2 separate regions of the Homo sapiens genome follow, and region 1 is linked to region 2. The links are chromatin contacts, found by Hi-C in ENCODE. All regions are on one chromosome and are shown on one strand. The core of a region is the stretch at or near the end of the contact, and the rest is flanking DNA. Distances in the headings are between cores, read along the strand shown. Region 1 holds the start of THADA (THADA armadillo repeat containing). Region 2 holds the start of COX7A2L (cytochrome c oxidase subunit 7A2 like).

Region 1 (5,783 bases), core at 1,418-3,917, 1.2 Mb before region 2:
ACGAGGTTTCACCATGTTCCCCAGGGTGGTCTTGAACTTCTGAGCTCAGGTGATCCACCCGCCTCAGCCTCCCAAAGCGTTGGGATTACAGGCGTGAGCCACCGCGTCCGACCTACAGTCTCTTCTTAACAAAGTAGCTCCAGTGATTATTTTGAAATGTACATTAGATGTTATTATTCTTTTGCTCAAAATCACTCCTCATTTCATGAAAGAGTCCATGAAATAATGTGAAAGCCTTATATAATCCAAAGCCCCTTGTCCCACTCCTTAGTATTTACCTTGCTTGGCTCCGGCCACTCTTGCCTCCTTGCTATTCTCCCAGCAGGCAAGCCCTGCCCTGGAAACTTTGTACTGGCTGTTCCCTCTGTATGGAAGGTTTCCCCTTCACCAAGTGTCTATGTCTCTTGGAAATCTTTACTCAGTGAGGCCTACCCTGATTACCCTATTTAAAGTTGCAATGTACCTCCCCTATACTCTCACTTTCCATTCCCCTATTTTTTCCATGGCGGTGTTAAATTGAACTAAATACCGCCTGAGAAAGCCTCTGCACTTCCATATTTGAGTCCTTGTGGATGAACCATAACCTAACTTAGTAGGTAGACAAGACTGAAAGCCTAATTTAGGAGTGTGCTTCTGTAACAATAGCTGAGTTTCAGCCAATCCCAGCAGCCATACTTCAACTATTCATACAATGCTTACTGTTCAAACTGTGTTCAGGTAAGGCAAATGCCAAGCTGTAACCCATCCAGCTGCTTCCGTACCTCACTTGCTTTTTGTACATCACTTTCCTTTCTTTGTCTGTAAATGTGCTCTGACCACGAGGCATCCCTGGAGTCTCTCTGAATCTGCTATGATTCTGGAGACTGCCCGATTTGAGAATCATTTTTCCCCTTGCTCAATTAAACCCTGTTAAGTTTAATTTGTCTGAAGTTTTAACAGTAGCTTCACCTTTCAACATATGTTTATTATGTTTGCTCCCTAGCCCACCTCTCGCTGTGCAGGGTGAAGAGTTGCAGTGTCTGCCAACAAAAAAGGGGTTCGGACCCACTGAGTTATATAATTAGTAGGTCTGAAACAATATACATATTTTAAAAAACATAAAACTTAAAAATGGTTAAAATGGTAAATTTTGCTGTGTATTTTACCATAATTTAGAAAAAAAGGAAATAAAATCTCACAGCTCCTGTAAAGTAGCATTTCAAGAAATTTTTACTTCAGTTATGTGTGAGTACTTCTACGTCCACAGTTTCAAAGTCTGCAATGTATTTCTTACTATGTCAGGGTCAAAAATACCAGAAAAAATTATGGTGGAGAACCGTCTGCACACACTCACCAGCTGACATGCACAACATAGTTCACAGCAGCAATGTTTAGAACAAAAACTGGAAATAATGCACATGTTAAGAGGCAGCAGGATGGATACATAATGAAGTATATTAAACAATGGAAAATTACGGTCCGGGCGCCATGGCTCACGCCTGTAATCCCAGCACTTTTGGAGACCGAGGCGGGCGAATCACGAGGTCAGGAGTTCAAGACCAGCATGAGCAACATGGTGAAACCCCGTCTCCACTAAAAAATACAAAAATTAGCTGAGCGTGGTGGCGCGCGCCTGTAATCCCGGTTACTTAGGAGGCTGAGGCAGGAGAATCACTTGAACCCGGGAGGCAGAGTTTGCAGTGAGCCGAGATCGCGCCACTGCACTCCAGCCTGGGCGAAGAGCACTACAGCCACCTGTAGGTGAATATGAAAAGCAATGCTGAAAGAAGCAAATTGCTGGAGAATACATACGCAATTCCAAAAGCTTCAAAATTGAACGAAACAAGATAGTGATACATACATTATGTGGTAAAGCTATAAAGAAAACCAAGGCAAGCTGATATAAAAAATTCAGAAAATAATTATTAAAAACTTAAGTCATTAACGTTTAGAGAACTGAAATGTCTCTATTTTCCAAATTAATACTCCTGATAATAGCATCAGGTCTTTCCTGATCTTGCCCACTGTCGCAGCTCCCAGTGACACCCCGTTATTGTATTTATTTTTCAAGGACTGAACCATCTGACAATTTGTATGTGCTGCGTAATACATGTATCCTCAGTAGGGGATAGCTTTCAAGGCTAGCGCTTGGCGACGCTCTGACAGTAGAGTTCATTATCTATTGAATGAATATATGCGCTTTGGCACACGTTGGTTCAGCACTACTCATTTTAGTCCGAATCCTTCTCGTGGCTTCCGTTCAGTCGCCGCCCAAACCCCTGCCCCATCTCGCAGGCTCTAAACTCCCTGGACTCGTTCCCGAGTCCCAGACGTAGTTTTCTCCTAGACTCTGCACTGGGCCAACAGAGTGGGAGAAAGGTGGAAGGTCTGGATTGGGAGAAAAGCGCTTCCCAGGCGTCCAAGCATGTGAAGAGAATGAGGTCTTTTCATTCAACAAGAGACCGTTGAATGAAGGCCCCTCAGCAACAAGGCCCGTCAGCCCTAACGCCATGAGGAACGCGCGGCGCTGACGGTACAGTGGCTGGTTAACTAAACCGGATTGCTACCGGCCACCCCGGTGACGTCACGACCTCCTCGAACTCCTGATTGGAGGAGCTGCGTTTGGTCAATTCTCGCGATGACTCCTCCAGGTTACCCCTCTCTCCCTCCCTTTGCCCTGACCCGGTAGTCGACCGTGGACCGCGCTGCGAGCCTCGGAGACGCCGTAGAAGGAGACCTGCTTCCGGGACTGGACCAGGCGCCTGCGACTCTTCTCAGACGCCGACGTGCACGAGGTTTGGCTCCCAGGTGTCCTGCCTGCCAGACCCGCGGTAGCTCGGCTCGGCCAGTTTTGCTAGGGCTGCCTGGCGAGCCACACCAATTCCCATCCTTTGGTATCGCCAGGATTCGGCGGCTGTGAAACTGATTTCCGGTCGCTAAGGTCTCCATGGAGACAGCACTTTAACCACTTTCTCCCACTGTCATTCCTCGACTCCACGTGGTTCAGAAATCGCCCAGAGAATGTTTGTGGGAGTCAGCCAGGAAGGTGTAGAGTGAAGCAGCGTTCTAAAGGGAAGCAGTAAGTGGGACCTAGGAGGAGTGTAATTTACTGGGCACCTTCTGGCCTTGCGGTAGACACGGGATTTACCCCCTTGGGGACCCTGGTTCTTCAGGACACACGTTTAGGCATCATTTGAGCAGGCATAATTACCGAGTCTGCTTTTGTGTAGCCCTCAGAATTGCAAGAGCAAATCCTCCTGCAAACTTGCTTACCTTTCACCAGAGAATAGTCTCCCTAGTTAGGTTTCCCAGTCTCTTCTGGCTTTGTACGATGGTCACTTTCTTAGGAAGCGTGCCTCTATTCCTCTAGATCTGACTATCCCTTTACAAATTATTCTGTTGTCGACACTTTCCTAGCTGCGTCCATTTTTGGTTAAGTGGTTGCTCACCTGCCATTACTGTATGGATTTCTTACTTCCCAAACAGACCATAGGTTCTTAAGATGTAGAATGTCACTTAGATGTAGAATGCATTTTAGGTACCAGATAGTCCACCTTCCTGCCCTTAAAGACATATATCCCTTCTAGAACATCTCTGACAAATGTTTGTTAATTAATTTGTTTATTCGTGAAGTGTTTGTTAAACACCTACTATGTGCCAGGCACTGGTTTGGAAATTGAGACTTGAAACATGAACAAAATAGATTAAAGTTGCTGCCTTCATTCAGTTTGCTACTAGGTGAGACAGACAATATACAAATTTACAAGTTAGGGTAATTTCTGGTACTAGTAAGTGCTATGAAGAAAATTAACGGAAATGGTGTCTACGTGTGTTGTATTGGTGAGATTTTAGATAGAGTGGTCATGGAAGGCTTTTAGAAGGTAATGTTGCAGCAGAAACATGAATGGTGAGAAGGAGTCAGTCTTGCAAAGATGTGGAATGAACATTAAGGGGCAGAGATACTGAGAAGTGTAAAGCCTCTTAGGTGGGAATAAGAGCATCAGGAAGTACAAAGCTCTTGAGATGGTGAAGAGGAGATTGGTTTGAGATGAAGAGTGGAGGAAGGCAGGGTCAGATTATTTAGGGCCTTGAAGGGCAAAATCTCAAGTATTTATTTATTTATTTATTTATTTATTTATTTGAGATGGAGTTTCGCTCTTGTCTCCCAGGCTGGAGTGCAGTGGCACGATCTCGGCTCACTGCAACCTCTGCCTCCTGGGTTCAAGCCATTCTCCTGCCTCAGCCTCCGGAGTAGCTGGGGTTATAGGCGCCTGCCACCACACCCGGCTAATTTTTGTATTTTTAGTTAGTGCAGACGGGGTTTCACCATGTTGGCCAGGCTGGTCTTGAACTCCTGACTTCAGGAGATCCACCCGCCTCGGCCTCCCAAAGTGCTGGGATTACAGGCACGAGCCCCCACTCCTGGCCTCAAGTTTGAATTTTATTCTAAGTGTATTTAGAAACCCTTGGAAAGTTTTAAGGAAGAGAGTAAGTAATTCAATTTGATGAGAGTTTTTTTTAAAGAGATTGCTTTGATGATTGTAAACAGAATGGGCTCTTTGGAGGTAAGTGTAGAAGTCAGGAGACCAGTTAGGGAGCTGTTTCAGGAGTCCAAGAGAAAATATTCAGTCATCTTCTCTTTGAATATTCCTGGTGTTGGAAAATTTCTTTGTTTAAAAGGTAGCCCAGTCCTTAGTGGGACCATAGAGCTTTTCCTTTGTATTGATCTGGAATCTGTTTCCCTGTAGCTTGTACTGACTTTTACTAATCTAATAGCAAGACAAGAAGTCTAAGGCTGGGCGCGGTGGCTCACGCCTGTAATCCCAGCACTTTGGGGGGCCGAGGTGGGTGGATCACGAGGTCAGGAGATCGAGACCATCCTGGCTAACATGATGAAACCCCGTCTCTACTAAAAATAGAAAAAATTAGCCGGGCGTGGTGGCGGGCGCCTGTAGTCCCAGCTACTCGGGAGGCTGAGGCAGGAGAATGGCCTGAACCCAGGAGGCTGAGCTTGCAGTGAGCGCAGATCGCGCCACTGCACTCCAGCATGGGCGAAGGAGCAAGACTCCGTCTCAAAAAAAAAAAAAAAAAAAAAGTCTGTAGTAGACAAATAAATCTATTCCCTTTTTCTCCAAAACAGTCTAGCAGCTGTTTTAAGGCTCTTGTTCTGTTGACTTTTTCTCCAGGCCAAACACCTTTGGTTAACTGAGCTGTTCTCTGAAGGAGGTGCTCTCTAGGTCCTTCAGAAATAGTTCCATTGTTTGTTATGGCTCCTTAGAGTATGGCCGCCAGCGCTGTACCTAATGCTCTACATGTCACCTGGCCTGTTTGAATAAAATCATGCACTCTGATATGGCTGACTTCTGTGGTTTTTGGCAGTCATCTTGGGCTGTTGAGCTGTTTCAAACCACGTTTTGCCTCTCCAGCCTCTCTTTCTGTGTTTTTTTCCCCTAAACTAAATGCAGCCCTTTGTATTTATTTCTGTTTCATCTTGGTAAATTTCATATTGCTCGTTATTCCAGTTTATTGACCTGTTTTTATTCCTGATTCCATCATTCAACATGTCCTTCCAGATTTATTTTATACATGTACTACATTATAGTCTCTAATATTTGCATCATAAATACTGCTAAAGATGCTAACTGCATCAAGAGAAGAGCCCTATGACATTTCCCTAGCAACTTCTTTCCAGATGGCATGGTACTATTAGTGTGTAGTTGTGTAGTCTCTGAGTTGGGTTGTTTAGCCTGTTATGAACCCGTTGATTTGTTAAGTATCGATAAAAGCAAACTCAAGAGAATAGC
Region 2 (5,598 bases), core at 14-2,513:
TCTAAAATGGAGATGATAATAGCATTTACCTTATAGGATTGTTGTGAAGATTAAATGAGTTTAGGGCAATGCTATATATAGGTTAGTATCATCCATCAATTTGCAACATGATTTCATAAGTGCATCTAGAATATGCTTGTGTAAACCTATGGTTAGATGATGAAGCTAAGAAAAGCCTGAGTCCATCCCTGGAGAGTAAGAAACTAGTATACTCCTTTTACACAGTACCTTGCACACAGCACAGGCTTAACAGACATATTTAAATTGAACTGAAGCGAATACTACCAGAACTGAAAGTGGTAGTTCCAGATCTTTCAGGCTCAAGGTCCAGATTTTACAAGTGTTTCTGATCACCCTCCCCCTACCTCATTTATCGCAAAGAGCAGAGGCCAGGAAAAGGATGAATAATCAATGACCTTAAAACTCAGGTGAGAATAAAAACCAGTTCTGAGAAACCGTGTGACATTTACATCCTGGTACCTGAGCTTTAGATCACTCTGCATGTGTATTTCCTCTGCACAAAGCCCAGGAGGCTACTTTTATATTATTGGGGCAAATCTCCCAACAGCCCTGGGTACTAAACAGCCTTCAGCAGGTGCTTCCAAATTTTCTTATTTGCTTCAACTCCCAGGTTGCCAGGGGAAGCTTGGCCGACAAGTCTATACTCCTGGGCAGACTGAGCAACAGCAGGTGGTGGCTTCTGGATAAGAGGTGCTCTAGGTCGGAAGGAAATAAATGAGACTACGATCAGTTAAAGTTCGGTAAAGCAAGAGACGCCTTCAACCCGACGACCAGACGGTGGCTCCGCAGCACAGACTCTCTCGGATGGTGGAATTCCCAACCGGCTTCGATGTAGCCCCGCCCCTACCCAGACCACGCCCACCAATCACCGCCCTCTCCCCCCCAGGCCCCGCCTGGAGCCCGCCCCTCCTAAAGCATGCTCCACCTGACTCCGACACTGCCGGGCTTAGTCCGCCGGGCTTAGTCCGTGGAGCGCTTGCGCATTTCTTGAGTTGTCGTGGCACTGCCCAAATCTGAATGGGGGAAAGAGGGAACTTCATATTTCCTACAGACTCCGCCACAGCGACTTTGCGTGCTCTCTTAGAGCTGGTTTTGCCTTTCGTGGTCCTGAGAACCCTGGCTTTTGGTTCCCCAATGCGGCTTAAGTGTGCAGGTTTTAAGTTAGGCGATCTTCGGGCAGCCCTAGTCCCAGCACCGGGTCCTTGCGCTGAGTCTCGGGACCACAGCCGGGGAGGCGGGGTCCTTCTCTGGGGCGGTCGCGTTGGCAGCGGATGCGGGAAGCCGGACTCTGGGCGTCATGTACTACAAGTTTAGTGGCTTCACGCAGAAGTTGGCAGGAGCATGGGCTTCGGAGGCCTATAGCCCGCAGGTACGAGTGGCGCCTGGCCAGCTCGGACATGAGAAGTGGCGGCCCTAGCCTCGGCGACAGGCAGTCGCGGCGTTGGAGCCAGGGGAGGCTTCTGCCCGCGGTCGAGTTCGTCTCTGTTCTCCTTGCACCTCCCGGGGCCTCTCCACACCAGCGTACGGTGGTCACTGAGGCTTCTTTTTGTGTACCTGCTCACCTGGCGGGGGCTGGCCTGGCGTGGAAGTTTGGTCTGGCTCACTGCAGGGGTCAAGGTGACCCCCGGGGTCACTTGTCTAAAAGGGATGGTTTGTGGGGGTCCCCAGTGTGACCCGAGTCAGAGGTCCGGCCTTCTCCCTCAATTCGAAGACATCTGGCTTTCGGCCTCCTTGTCGTTTGTCATCTGCCAGAGCCCCATAGGCAGCCTCACTTGAGCTCGAGATTAGAGAGCGCGGGGCTATAAAGGCGTTTAGAGAAACCATGGTGCAGGGGGTTGGGGGGCTATGATCTGGGTTGGGAAATTTAACAGGTTACTTAACACGTCCAGGGAGGGAAGTTGCATGCAGCGAGGTTACACTTTCCCGATTGTAAAATATTTGACAGATGCTCGTTGTTTGGGTTGTCTGAAAAGTATTCCATTTCACGCAGATTCTACCAATTGGAGTTTGACTCTCCAGCATGTGTTGGGGGTAAACATGAGGGATTTTAGAGCCCCAGACGTGCCTTTTCAAATCATGGCGTTTTCCGCTTTAATTGTGTGACCTTGGCCAAGTTATTTAATTTATTGTGAGCTCAGTTTCATCCAGGGCGGCGTTAGTACACATTAAATGAAGTGTGTCAAGTGACTAGCAGTTTGGGCAGGTGGTTGGTTCTGGATAAGTGTTAACTGTTCACCAGAAGCTGTCTGAGATAGTATATTCCCTCCTAATCCTCTAGAGAAGTGTGGGAAGTGTCGGTGAGATACGCAGTTAGACTGCAGTAGTGAGGGGCCCAGATGAGGTGTAAAGGATACTCCATTACTGTTGCTTCATTTCCTTTTTCTGTGGGACACTGCAGCTTGCCCAAGAGGCAGATGTTTAAGAAAGATTTCAGGTCTGGTACCGTGGCTCACGCCTGTAAATCACAGCACTTTGGAAGGCCGAGGCCGAGGGTCGCTTGAGCCCAGGAGTTTGAGATCAGCCTGGGGCAACATAGTGAGACCCTGTCTCTAAAAACAAAAACAGATGATTCTAATCTCAGATAAGAAGGGCAAGTTTTTTTTTTTTTTTTCGGGGGTTAGTGGGGGAGTTGCGGTGGGAACGGGAAGGAAGAGTTTAGGGTTTATAAATGTTGAGTTTGTGATATGTCATGCTTGGTAGCAGCTAGATTTTTGAATATGGAGTTTAATAAACTTGGGTGTCTTCAGCCCATAGGTGGTAATTTGTAGGGAAGAAAGGTTGGATTATAGTTAGAGTATAGAAACATGAGGGAAGGGTGGAGAAGGAGAATGTGTTTAAAGAATAGTCCGGATGAGAAGGGAAACCAGTGTGGTCTCACTGAAACCGAATTGGTAATGACTTGTAAGGAAGGAATAGTCAGCAGTGTTGCACTTCTTTTACAGATTATGTGAGAAAATGGCCATTTCTATCATCTGCTTCTATGAAATGTATTCTCCAGTGTATGGATATTAAATGTTACAGTTTGATGAGTTTGGACAAACCCATGTACTGTATAACCACACCTCCCTCAATATGCAAGATGTTACATCATCCCAGGAAGTTCCCTTGTACCCTCTGTCAATCCCTGCCACCTTCTTATTCTGACTTTTATCATCATAAATAGATAGTTTTGCCTTTTTTTGAACTTCATGTAAATGGAACCAGCTCTGACCCAGGCTGGAGTGCAATGGCACAGTCACAGTTCACTGTAGACTCACTCCTGAGCTCAAGTAATCGTCCTGCTTTTGCCTCTGAAAATGTTGGAATTACAGATGTGAGCCGCCGTGTCTGGCTGCTCAAAAAATATTTTTGAGGTTAGTCCGTGTTGTACGTATCAGTAGTTAATTCCTTTTATCCTCTTATTCTTCTGTGGGATTTCATTTTATAAATATATCACAGTTTATTCTGTTGGTGGTAGTAGATGTTCTTTTATTTATTTTTTTAAAATATTTTTTGAGACAGGTTCTTGCTGTGTTGCACAGCCTGATCTCGAACTCCCCGGCTCAGGCAGTCCTGTCACCTCAGCCCCCTGAGTGGCTGGGGTTACAGATGTGTACCACCACACTTGGTTTATGTTCTTTTAATATATCTTCAGCATAATCTAGGTTTTGTTGCTTAGTAAGAAAAAAGTAAATTTTTCGACTAAAAACTGGCATATTGTAATAAAATGGGCGCTCAGCAGAGATTACCTTGCGATGAGTTTGATATAGATAGGGCTTTCAGATTTCTAGTACCTCTCCTCGTGAATCGTGTTTCTCTTGAGAATTTGAACTTCTTAGTTACTTAAAGATTTCTTAAACTATGTTGAAAAGAAGTGATACTGTGTAGGCTTTATATGAATTGTAAATTTCTGAGTGATTGTGACAGGTGCCCTCCCAACTAGGTGCTCTGACTTTGGTAATTAGGAGTACTTCAGCTTTTTCCTTTCCTGGAAACATACGATGAAGATGTTTGTAATTTGTAGTAGTAAGTAAAGTGAATAATTTGCCATGCACTAAATAACATAATATGGAAAAGGTGGTTCTGTAACAATTGCACAGGTAGAGATTTGTAAGTCAGCTTGACAGCAAGCAGTTGGTGGGATGGCATTTTCCATTGGTTGAAAGGCATCTTCCTTACCTTTCTCTGAATTGCGTCAAAAATAAATTGAGGCCAATAAGCACATGAAGATGTTTAACATTTTCAGTTATTAGAGCAAATCACAACCACAATGAGGTACCATTTAGTATCCACCAGAATGCCTAGAATCAAAAAGACAGATGATAACAAGTATTGGTGAGGATGTAGAGAAACGAAACATGTTACATTTGTGGTGGAAATGGTAAAATGACGCAGCCACTTTGGAAAACAGTTTGGCAGTTTGTTAAAAAAGGAAACGTAATTTTACTGTGTGATCTAGGAATTCCTCTCCCAATTAAGATGGCAGAATGGTATTCTAGGTAAAGGGAACTGTGAGAGTGAAGGAAGGGAGGGGGTCTGGAGGAGAAGCATTGGGTAGGTAAGTTTGACTGTGGAGGATGGAGGTAAATCATGAAGGGCCTAGTATGTAAGGACTTAATTTTGTGAGGCACTAGTAGGAAGTTGCAGAGCAACTTGATGCAGAGTTGTGGTAGTTTGTCCTTTCAGATGAGACAGATGTTGGGGATGAGGAGGGAGGGCTTCAGCATGATTGGTGAATTGGTGCTTTTCACAGTGACAGGGTGTTCCTGAATGGGCTTAGGAGTGAATTTTGGACATGATGAGTGTGAGGTGTCAGAAGGACATGGAGGTAGGTGGTGATGTCTAGCTTACCGTTAGAAATAAATAGAGGTCAGGTGCGGTGGCTCACACTGGTAATCCCAGTGTTTCCGGAGGCCAGGGCAGGAGAATTGCTTGAGGCCAGGAGTTTGAGACCAGCCTGGGCAGCAAAGTGAGACCCCGTCTCTAAAAAAAAAATAAGAAAAATTAGCTGGGTATGGTGAAGCGTACTTGTAGTCCTAGCTACTCAGGAGGCTGACGCGGAAGGATCACTTGAGCCTAGGAGATTGAGGCTGCAGTGAGCTGTGATCAATGCGTTGCACTCCAGCGTGGGTGACAGTGTAAGATCTATCTATAAACAAAACAAAACAAAAAGCCAAATGAATTGAGTCACTGCAGATTGAAACTGGTCTCCAGTCCTAAATCACAGTGGAAAAGTTCATACATTTCTATCATTTAAAAATTAAAATTATGGGGATCCTCTTTTCTCTCCACCCTCTTCCCCAAACCTAAGAGGTAGAAGAAAAGGAAAATGTTACAACCAACTTTTAGAGGGAAAATCATGTTTACTTTTCTCTTTAAAAATTTGGAGCAATTGAAATAAACTAGGAAGAACTTAATTACTAAACGTGGTTAAGGTTGAATGGCTCGTAATTAATTTTGGAGGTGGGGCTTATTTAAGCAGCTAAGAGATTCAGTATTAAAAAGTAAAGTATGTGATTTTTCTTGATCTATGGGCCACTTATTTTTAATTTTATTTTGAGACAGAGTCTCTGTCGCCCAGGCTGGAGTACAGTGGCG

What was found. Hi-C counts contacts between places; a loop is a spot of excess contacts on that map. Pooled maps may share reads with other maps.
Region 1: a loop to region 2 is called in a map of natural killer cell, with 10 times the contacts of the local background. The contact joins the promoter of THADA here to the promoter of COX7A2L in region 2. A Hi-C loop is called at or near these places in 5 of 168 maps with a recorded cell type or tissue (B cell, heart left ventricle, naive thymus-derived CD4-positive, alpha-beta T cell and 1 more), 2 of 37 single-sample maps with no recorded cell type and 17 of 50 pooled maps.

The regions. Positions count from the first base shown.
Region 1 is chr2:43,592,922-43,598,704 of GRCh38, reverse strand. It overlaps THADA (THADA armadillo repeat containing), which reads left to right and starts at 2,667. Exons shown (of 38, transcript NM_022065.5): 1 at 2,667-2,774.
Region 2 is chr2:42,356,882-42,362,479 of GRCh38, reverse strand. It overlaps COX7A2L (cytochrome c oxidase subunit 7A2 like), which reads left to right and starts at 1,263. Exons shown (of 3, transcript NM_004718.4): 1 at 1,263-1,390. The coding sequence starts at 1,319. RefSeq lists enhancers at 523-612, 1,173-1,232, 602-1,345, 1,253-1,572, 1,346-2,090 and 1 more and a silencer at 803-972.